2 separate regions of the Homo sapiens genome follow, and region 1 is linked to region 2. A link is an interaction called in ENCODE POLR2A ChIA-PET data of the cell type or tissue named here. Cell type or tissue: OCI-LY7. All regions are shown on one strand. Each heading gives the region's core, and the rest is flanking DNA. Links, peaks and the distances in the headings are about the cores only. Region 1 overlaps DAP3 (death associated protein 3). Region 2 overlaps ARHGEF2-AS2 (ARHGEF2 antisense RNA 2).

Region 1 (6,255 bases), core at 3,756-6,255, 290 kb after region 2:
ACCATAAAGTCTGACTGCCTGTGGGGCCAGGCAGAACAGAGTCATATTTCTCTTCTTTCAGAAAGCGAATAGGAGAAATATCGCTGAATTCTTTTCTCAGCAAGGAATAACCCTGGGAAAACGAATGCATTCCCAGGGAGACATCTGTAAAATCGCTGCTCTGGGAGTGTCTGTCTTATGCAGTTGGAGATAAGGGATGAAATATGCCCTGGTCTCCTGCAGCACCCTCAGGCTTGCTAGGATTAGGAAATTCCAGCCTGGCGAATTCTAGTCAGATCGGTTGTCTGCTCTCGAACCCTGTTTCCTGTTAAGATGTTTATCAATATCAACGTCCAATGTGCCCAGCGGGACATGGACCTTCATCAGTAATTCTAGTTTCGCCCTGGCCTTGTGATCTCGCTCTGCCTCTCTGCCTTTGTGATATTTTACTGCCTCTGAAGCATGTGACCTCTGTGACCCACTCCCTATTCGTACACCCCTCCCCTTTTGAAATCCATAATAAAAACTTGCTGGTTTTGCGGCTCAGGGGCATCATGGAACCTGCTGAAATGTGATGTCACCCCCGGAGACCCAGCTGTAGAATTTCTCTTTTGCACTCTTTCTCTTTATTTCTCAGACTGGCACACTTACGGAAAATAGAACCTATGTTGAAATATTGGGGGCTGGTTCCCCCGATACCGGAGGTGATTTCTACCAATCCCCCCGGTCTCCCTAAACCTACACAGAAAATTGTTCAGCCCGCAGCTTCTTCAGAGAAATGTCCGGAATGGCCACCTCCTCCTCAGCTGAGTGAGTGCAGGGGGAGGGAGCCTGAAACTCAGCTTGCCGCACCCATTACTGCCCAACCTGCAGTTCACTATGGTGAAGAAGCAATTCAGGCTCACCCTGCAGCATCCTGTCTGGGTCGAACAGTGGCCGCTCCCTCAGAAAAACTTGGGGGCGTTCCATGAAATAGTTAAAAAACTACTAGAAAAAGGATATATTTCACCCACTTTCTCTCCTTGGAATTCCCCAGTATATGTAATTTTAAAAAAAGTATGGTAGATGGTGCATGCTGACCGACTTGCAAGAGGTCAACGCTGTAATGCAACCAATGGGAGCTTTACAACCAGGGCTCCCATCCCCCACCATGCTCCCTAAAGACTGGCTGCTTGTTATTATAGATTTAAAAGACTGCTTCTTTACAATTCCTTTGGCAGAGACAGATTTTGAAAAATTTGCCTTTACTATCCCTGCCATTAATAACAAAGAACCTGCAGCCAGATATCATTGGAAGGTTTTACCCCAAGGTATGTTAAACAGTTCCACAGTTTGTCAAACTTTTGTAGGCAAAGCTATCCAGCTAGTTAGAGATCAATTTCCAGATTGTTACATCATTCATTATATGGATGACATACTATGTGCAACAAAAAATAGAGACCAACTTATTCAATGTTATTCATCTTTGCAAAAGGCAATTACAAATGCTGGATTGCTTATAACACCTGACAAAATTCAAACAACTCTTCCTTTTCAATATTTGGGGATACAAGTACAAGATAGAGCCATTAAGCCTCAAAAGGTTCAAATCAGAAAAGATTCTTTAAAAACCTTAAATGATTTTCAAAAATTGTTAGGAGACATTAATTGGATTCAGCCCACCTTAGGAATTTCTACTTATGCTATGTCTAATATTTTCTAAATATTGAGGGGAGATTGCAACTTACACCATAAAAGAGAATTAACACCCAAGGCCATGAATGAGTTAAGAGTAATTGAAAAAAAAAAATTCAGCAAGCCCAGGTTAGTAGGATTGACTCAGTCTTGCCTTTTCAATTCATTGTGTTCCCTACTTCACACTCCTCAATGAGGGTTATTGTTCAAAATAATGATTTGGTTGAATGGTCTTTTTTGCCATATAATACCATGAAAACACTTACAGTCTATGTAGATCAGATCACAATTTTAATTGGACAGGCTCATATGCAAATTGTTAAACTTTATGGCACTGAGCCCAATAAGATTATAGTTCCAATAAATAAAAGTCACATTAAGCAGGCATTTATTAACTCAGTTACATGGCAAGTTAATTTAGCAGAATTTATTGAATGTATTGATAATCATCATCCTAAAAATAAAATTTTCCAGTTCTTAAAATTAACTACATAGGTTCTTCCGAAAATTACTCGTGATGCCCCTTTGGAAGGAGCCATGATTGTTTTTACTGATGGCTCCAGTACTGGGAAAGCGGCATATGTGGGACCTTGTGGTAAAGTTATCCACACTAACTCTTCCTCAGTCCAAAGAGCTAAATTACAGGCAATGATTGCAGTATTAGAAGATTTTAATCAGCCAGTTAATACTGTTTCAGATTCAGCTTATGTTGTATAAGCTACTCAGCATATTGAAACTGCCTTAATTAAATATATTATTGATAAACAGCTTTATCAATTGTTCAACTCTTTACAAACAGCTGTGTGTGCTCGGGATTTTCCTTTCTATATAACTCATATCCGAGCACATACCAATCTTCCAGGACCCTTGACTGAGGCTAATGAGCAAGCTGACTTGTTGGTTTCCCCCATACTTACTGATGCCCAGACTTTCCACTCATTAACACACCTTAATGTAACAGGACTTACAAACAACTATCAAATTATGTGGAAACAGGCCAAGGACATTGTACAACATCGTCCTCAGTGCCAGGTACTGCAACTACCGTATCAAGGAACTGGTGTTAACCCTCGAGGGTTGGCACCTAACATGATCTGGCAAATGGACGTCACCCACATTCCTGCATTTGGCAAACTTTCTTATGTCCATGTGACCATAGATACATATTCTCATTTATATGGTCTACTTGCCAAACCAGCCAGACTACAACACATATAAAAAGACACTTGCTTTCCTGTTTTACTGTCATGGGAATTCCACAAAAATTAAAAACAGACAACAGACCAGGCTACTGTAGTAGATCTTTCCAAACATTTTTAAAACAACAGAGCATTGAACACAGTACGGTTATCCCCTATAATTCTCAAAGGCAAGCGATTGTTGAGCGAGCCAACTGAACCTTAAAAATGCAATTACATAAAAAGAAAATAGGGGGAGATAGGGAATATTCCACCCCTCATATGCAGTTACAATTGGCTCTTGTTACCTTAAATTTTTTGAACATCTTCCGCAATCAGGTTACTATAGCAGCTGAAGAGCATTTAACAGGACAGAAGGTAAATGTTCATGAAGGAAAACCTGTGTGGTGGAAGGACTTTAAAACAAAGACCTGGGAAAAAGAGAGATATAACATGGGGAAGAGGGTTTGTTTGTATTTCCCCAGAAGAAAACCAGCTTCCAGTTTGGGTACCTACAAGACATCTTAAATTCTACCATGAGCAAATTTCCAAAGAAGAGAAAAGGATTTTGGAACCAAGATCTCCACTCCCAGCACGCCTGATGGCTCGAATGAACATTTCAGCCAACCAGATGAAGACCAACAAAACCCATCAAGCGAGCCCACCAACTTGGGGACAGATCAAGAGGCTGACCCACCTTGCAGAAGAAAACCTGAAAACACAACAAAAACCACTAACCTCGAGTAACCTGATGGTAGCTATGATTGCGGTAATTACCATGGTGGTAAGTCTCCCTGTGGCTACAGCAGACCAAAATTATACCTATTGGGCATACGTCCCATTTCCACCTTTAATTAGGCCTGTCACATGGTTGGAACCCCCGGTTGAGGCTTATGTTAATAATAGTGTTTGGATGCCTGAGCCTACAGATACTCAAGGGCCCTCTCACCCAGAGGAGGAAGGAATGTTAATAAATATGTCCATGGGTTATCAGTTCCCCTCCTCTTTGCATAGGGCCAGCTGTCGGTTGCCTAAAAGGCTACGGACAACATTGGCTAGTTAAAATTTCAGGTCATAATCAAAGACCAGTATCCTATCATTTATTTTCTGGATGGAGCCCGGATCATCCACAGAGTTCAGTTCAACTGTAACAGTTTAAGCCCAGAAAAGAGAGGTGTCAACAACCTCAACAACAGTCAAATGATTTAGAAATATTGATTTGAAAGGATTGTATCTCTTTTTTTTTCTTTCTTTTTTTTTGAGAGGGAGTTTTGCTCTTGTTGCACAGGCTGGAGTGCAATGGCGCAATCTCAGCTCACTGCAACCTCCGCCCCCCAAGTTCAAGGGATTCTCCTGCCTCAGCCTCCCAAGTAGCTGCGATTACAGGCATGTGCCACCACACCCTGCTAATTTTGTATTTTTAGTAGAGAGGGGGTTTCTCCATGTTGGCCAGACTGGTCTCGAACTCCCGACCTCAGGTGATCTGCCGGCCTCGGCCTCCCAAAGTGCTGGGATTACAGGCGTGAGCCACCACTCCCGGCCAGGATTGCATCTCTGATCACGCTGTGGTACTTCAAAATAATTCCTATGGAATTGTCACTGATTGGTCCCCTAAGGGGACCTTTGCAGTTAATTGTACCAATCAGAATGATAGATACAAGACAGGACTAAAACAGGAACTATACTGTCAAAGAGATGACACTATTTACACTGAAAAACATGCCCAGTTTCCCATAATTTCAACCAATTTTGGTATAGCCGGCCCACATCCAAAAATGATTAATCCAATAATAGGCCCTGAACATCCCAAATTATGGAAGGTAATGATGGCCCAATCTCATATTCAGGTTTGAGAAGAAAAATATTACCTTGAGGGAAAAGGTGAGAGACTTCAATTTGTGTATCAGTTTTCTTCCAACCGAATGGCGCCCATTCAGAGCTGTGTCAAGCCTCCTTTTATGTTGATGGTCGGAAATATTGATATTCGACCTAATTCTCAAACTATTACTTGTCAAAACTGTCACCTTTTCACCTGTATTGATTCCACGTTTGATGTGAAAACATCTGTGTTGCTGGTGAGGGCTAGAGGAGTTTAGATACCGGTTTCCCTCAATAGACCTTGGAAAGCCTCTTCTTCCATTCATATCCTCACAGAAATGTTAAAGGGAGTGTTTACCAGAACAAAAAGATTTATTTTTACCCTTATAGCAGTCATTATGGGCCTTATTGCAGTCACAGCTACTGTTGTGGCTGCTGGAATTGCTTTACACTCCTCTGTTCAAACTGCAGAATATGTAAATAATTGGCAAAAGAATTCCTCAAAATTGTGGAATTATCAGACCCGGATAGACCAACAATTGGCAAATCAAATAAATGATCTTAGACAGACTGTTATTTGGATGAGAGATCGTATAATAAGCTTAGAGCATCGATTGCAAATGCAATGTGATTGGAATACTTCTGATTTCTGCATAACTCCCCATTCATACAATGCTACTGAACATCACTGGGAAAAAGTTAGACATCATCTGGAAGAAAGGGATGGAAATTTTACACTGAATATAGCCAAATTAAAGGAACAGGTTTTTAAAGCATCTCAGGCTCATTTAACTCTCCTGCCTGGGACTGACATTCTCACTGGAGCTGCTGATGGACTTTCAAACATAAATCCTCTTAAGTGGATTAAGACCGTTAGAGAATCAACTATCGCAAATTTTGCTTTAATGTGTACCTGTTTATGCTGTTTGCTTTTAGTCTGCAGATGCGGAAGATGCCTCTGGAGAGAGACCAGACACCAGGAACAAGTCTTAATAGCAATGGCAGTTTTAAAAAAGAAAAAAGGGGGGCATGTTGGGAAAAAGGCTTACAGGGTGCCTGCATAAACTGGCCATAAAAACATGGGACAGTAAGTTGTGGAAAGCCACAAGAGGACTCTGAGGAGGAAAGCCTTCTTATCGCCATTATGTTCCCATGCTCTGAGCACAACCTGCTCTCTTATCTATAAACACTGTGCTCAAGAAGAAAGACGCTCCTCTGAAGCACTGGAATGTGGCTAGATATGCAGGCTCCTAGTTAAGCCCACTCCCACCAGCTAACTAAAGATACGTTGTTTAAGCACAAAGGAGATTCACTTAAACCGCCACTGCTACAGATTATGTGTATGACGTACTGCTTCCCTTTGACTGTTTCGCCCTGAACATCTGCTTCTTAGATCTAAGTGACTGTACTCAATAAACAGTGTGGAGATCAGAACTCTGGGCCTTTTGCAGCCTCCATTTTGCAACTGGCCCCCTGGCTCCCACCTTTATGAACACTTAACCTGTCTCTTCTCATTCCTTTGTCGCCACCGGACTTCGGATACCCTACGGGTGGTGCTGAGACTGGTCCCCCAAAATTAAGAAAATGCAAATAAAAACCACAATGA
Region 2 (2,500 bases), core at 1-2,500:
GCATCAACTGTCTCTTGGACCGTTCGGATACAGATGGTGAGCAAAAGTAGGGAGCAAAGCAGAGGTGGCCCCTTCCCCTATACATCTTGTTGCCACTCCTCATAGCTAGCTGTTCAGGGTCCAGATGTCCTGTATTATGTTTAGCCACATACCCTTGGAACTCCTAGAATGGCTTTATTATTTTTTTTTCTTTTCTTTTTTTTTTTTTTTTTTGAGACCGAGTCTCACTGTGTTGCCCAGGCTGGAGTGCAGTGGCGCAATCTCACCTCACTGCAACCTCTGCCTCCTGGGTTTAAGTGATTCTAGTACCTCAGCATCCTGAGTAGCTGGGACTACAGAAGCGCGCCACCACACCCGGCTAATTTTTGTATTTTTAGTAGAGAAAGGGTTTCACCATGTTGGCCAGGCTGGTCTCAAACTCCTGAGCTCAAGTGATTCGCCTGCCTTGGCCTCCCAAAGTGCTGGGATTACAGGCGTGAGCCACCATGCCTGGCCTCAGAATGGCTTTATTCAAATAAGCAATCTGAATTCTGGACTTTGGAATTCTGAAACTCCTACCAATGAAAGCGGACATAGGACATAGTGAGGTTCTCCAGCCTCCCCTGTCACCAGAGATGCAAGACAGTTACCTGCAATATACCTTGTCCTCAAGATGGAGTATTGGGAGCTCTGGGTGAAACCTCTGAAACATCAGTCTCCCAGCCACTGTCTCCACATAACCCGGTGCTCTGTTCCCATGGCTCCTAAATTCTTCAGCTCTGCCCTGCTTAGACCCCGCCCTCTCTCCCTGCTGCCCACTGCCCGCCCTCAGGAATAGCGTCACATGCACCTGCAGCTTGGGAACCTGATCTAGGTGAAGCGGGTGGGGGAGGAAGCCCTGGGCGCCTTTGTCTGGCTTTAGCTAGACACTTCTCATCTCCTTTTGTGTTGGCAGGGAATGTATCCCAGTCCTCTGCCATTGACCTCAGGAAACGGTGAGTGTGGGGGACTCAGAATCCTTCAAAAGCCTCTATAGGGGAACAGCAATAGGGTCTAGGCTATGGTTTTGTAGCCCCAGTGGGTTCCCTGCTTCCTGAATCATTCCTCCCCTTAACATTTCTGATCTAAGACCTCCAAATATCCTTCCCTGAGCTGCATAGAATTCACCCTCTCTTCTTTGGTTTGGGTGGGCTCACCAGGTTCCCGGTAGCTGCATGAGATGGGGGGAGAAATTAGGAGAAAAGGAGTATCCAGGGCACAGGGTGTCCATTGAATAATAGAGCATGGGAGTTGCTTGCTGTTGTCAGTGGTATAGGGTAAAAGGGCAGATAGACTGTTGAACAGTCTTAGTGAGGGACAATGACCAAGGACCATGGATCAGCTTAGGATGGCTCAGATAATAGACCAATGGGGATTGGCCCTAAGGAGAGCTGGGCAAGGGCTGTGGAGCTCCCAGCAGAGGGCAGGGCCTGAAGGCAGAGTTCAGGTCTGGAGGTGGAGGCTGGGAGATTTGAATAACTATGTAAATAAGCATGCAAAATCAGCACCTGCTTATTTGGCTCCTATGGCTGAAGCCTGATTAGAGTGGGTCAGCCCTCTAAGACAGTGTGGATGTGTAAGCAAGTAATGGTCCCTTTAAGATATCAGGCTCTGCTTTGTGGTCCTGAAAATCTCTAGCTGACACATCCTCCTGGCTCTGGGTTTGGGATTAGCTCATGGGATGGGGCTGATGAAATCCCAGGAAATTCAGTCCTTATTGGCTTTAGGCCCAGAGGCCTTCTCCAAACAGCAGAGAGGGTCGTACACAGGGCTCTTGTTCTGAGAGGAGAAAATGCCCCCCGGGAGAGCCTCCGCCCCATACCACTTCCGTTGGGGAGCAGCATGAGGAGGCTGGGCCTCCCATCCTGAGCCTGGATTAGGTAGGAAGGAGGAGTCTGTATTTATCTGGGTGGAGCCTGGAGTTTTCTTCCTAAATAGAGGGGCCTGGGAAACTGAAATGCCCACATCCAGGAAGTCCTAGGAGGTCAGGATGGGGGCTTATCTTTCTCTCCCAATCCTTCCTCTTTCTTCCTTCCCATTCTGGCTCTGCTGGTCATGGCACCTTCATCCACCATCTCTCAGGAAGTTATCTTTTTCTTCATTTCCAGCATTACCTCCATCTCCTCATGTCTTCTTTTTCTCTATGCAGCTGCAGCCAGCTGGAAGGACATTCAGGTACCCGGGTAGGCTCCTCCCTGCGACAGACCTTCAGCTTCCTCTCGGGCATGACCGGAAAGGCCAAGGTAGGAGTCAGCTGGGGAAGCAGGAGGCTTGGGACCCACTGCCCTCTCCAGTTCCCTTTCTCCCATCCCACCATCGCCACCTCCCACCACTCCCCCTATTAGAAACTCAGAGCAATGGTTCCATTTTTTATTTTTTTATTTTTTTAAGAGAGGGGGTTTCTGTCTCCCAGGCTGGAGTACAATGGCACAATCATAGCTCACTGCAGCCTCTAACTCTTGGGCCCAGGAAATCCTCTTGC

The links. Peaks named below come from ENCODE experiments on the same cell type or tissue, not always from the same donor. Only the 100,000 strongest peaks of a DNase experiment are listed, where the experiment ranks them.
Region 1: POLR2A ChIA-PET joins it to region 2 with 20 read pairs; 5 of 35 experiments call an interaction of 5 or more read pairs at or near these places.

Annotation. Positions count from the first base shown.
Region 1 is chr1:155,691,798-155,698,052 of GRCh38, reverse strand. The region is part of intron 1 of DAP3 (death associated protein 3); the gene reads right to left. It overlaps LOC124904431 (a long non-coding RNA gene), which reads left to right. Exons shown (of 2, transcript XR_007066649.1): 2 at 1-6,083. Among named protein-coding and RNA genes, the nearest start is that of DAP3, 5.8 kb to the right of the region's middle. In OCI-LY7, for the core only: no CTCF peak of the experiment used is centred there; no DNase peak of the experiment used is centred there.
Region 2 is chr1:155,982,868-155,985,367 of GRCh38, reverse strand. ARHGEF2-AS2 (ARHGEF2 antisense RNA 2) reads right to left here. Exons shown (of 3, transcript NR_183460.1): 3 at 2,380-2,500. Among named protein-coding and RNA genes, the nearest start is that of ARHGEF2-AS2, 5.5 kb to the right of the region's middle. RefSeq lists a silencer at 1,520-1,569 and an enhancer at 1,441-1,940. In OCI-LY7, for the core only: a CTCF peak has its summit at 1,450 (motif pointing right); a DNase peak (open chromatin) is centred at 1,507; H3K4me3 peaks cover 1,350 bases; H3K27ac peaks cover 1,854 bases.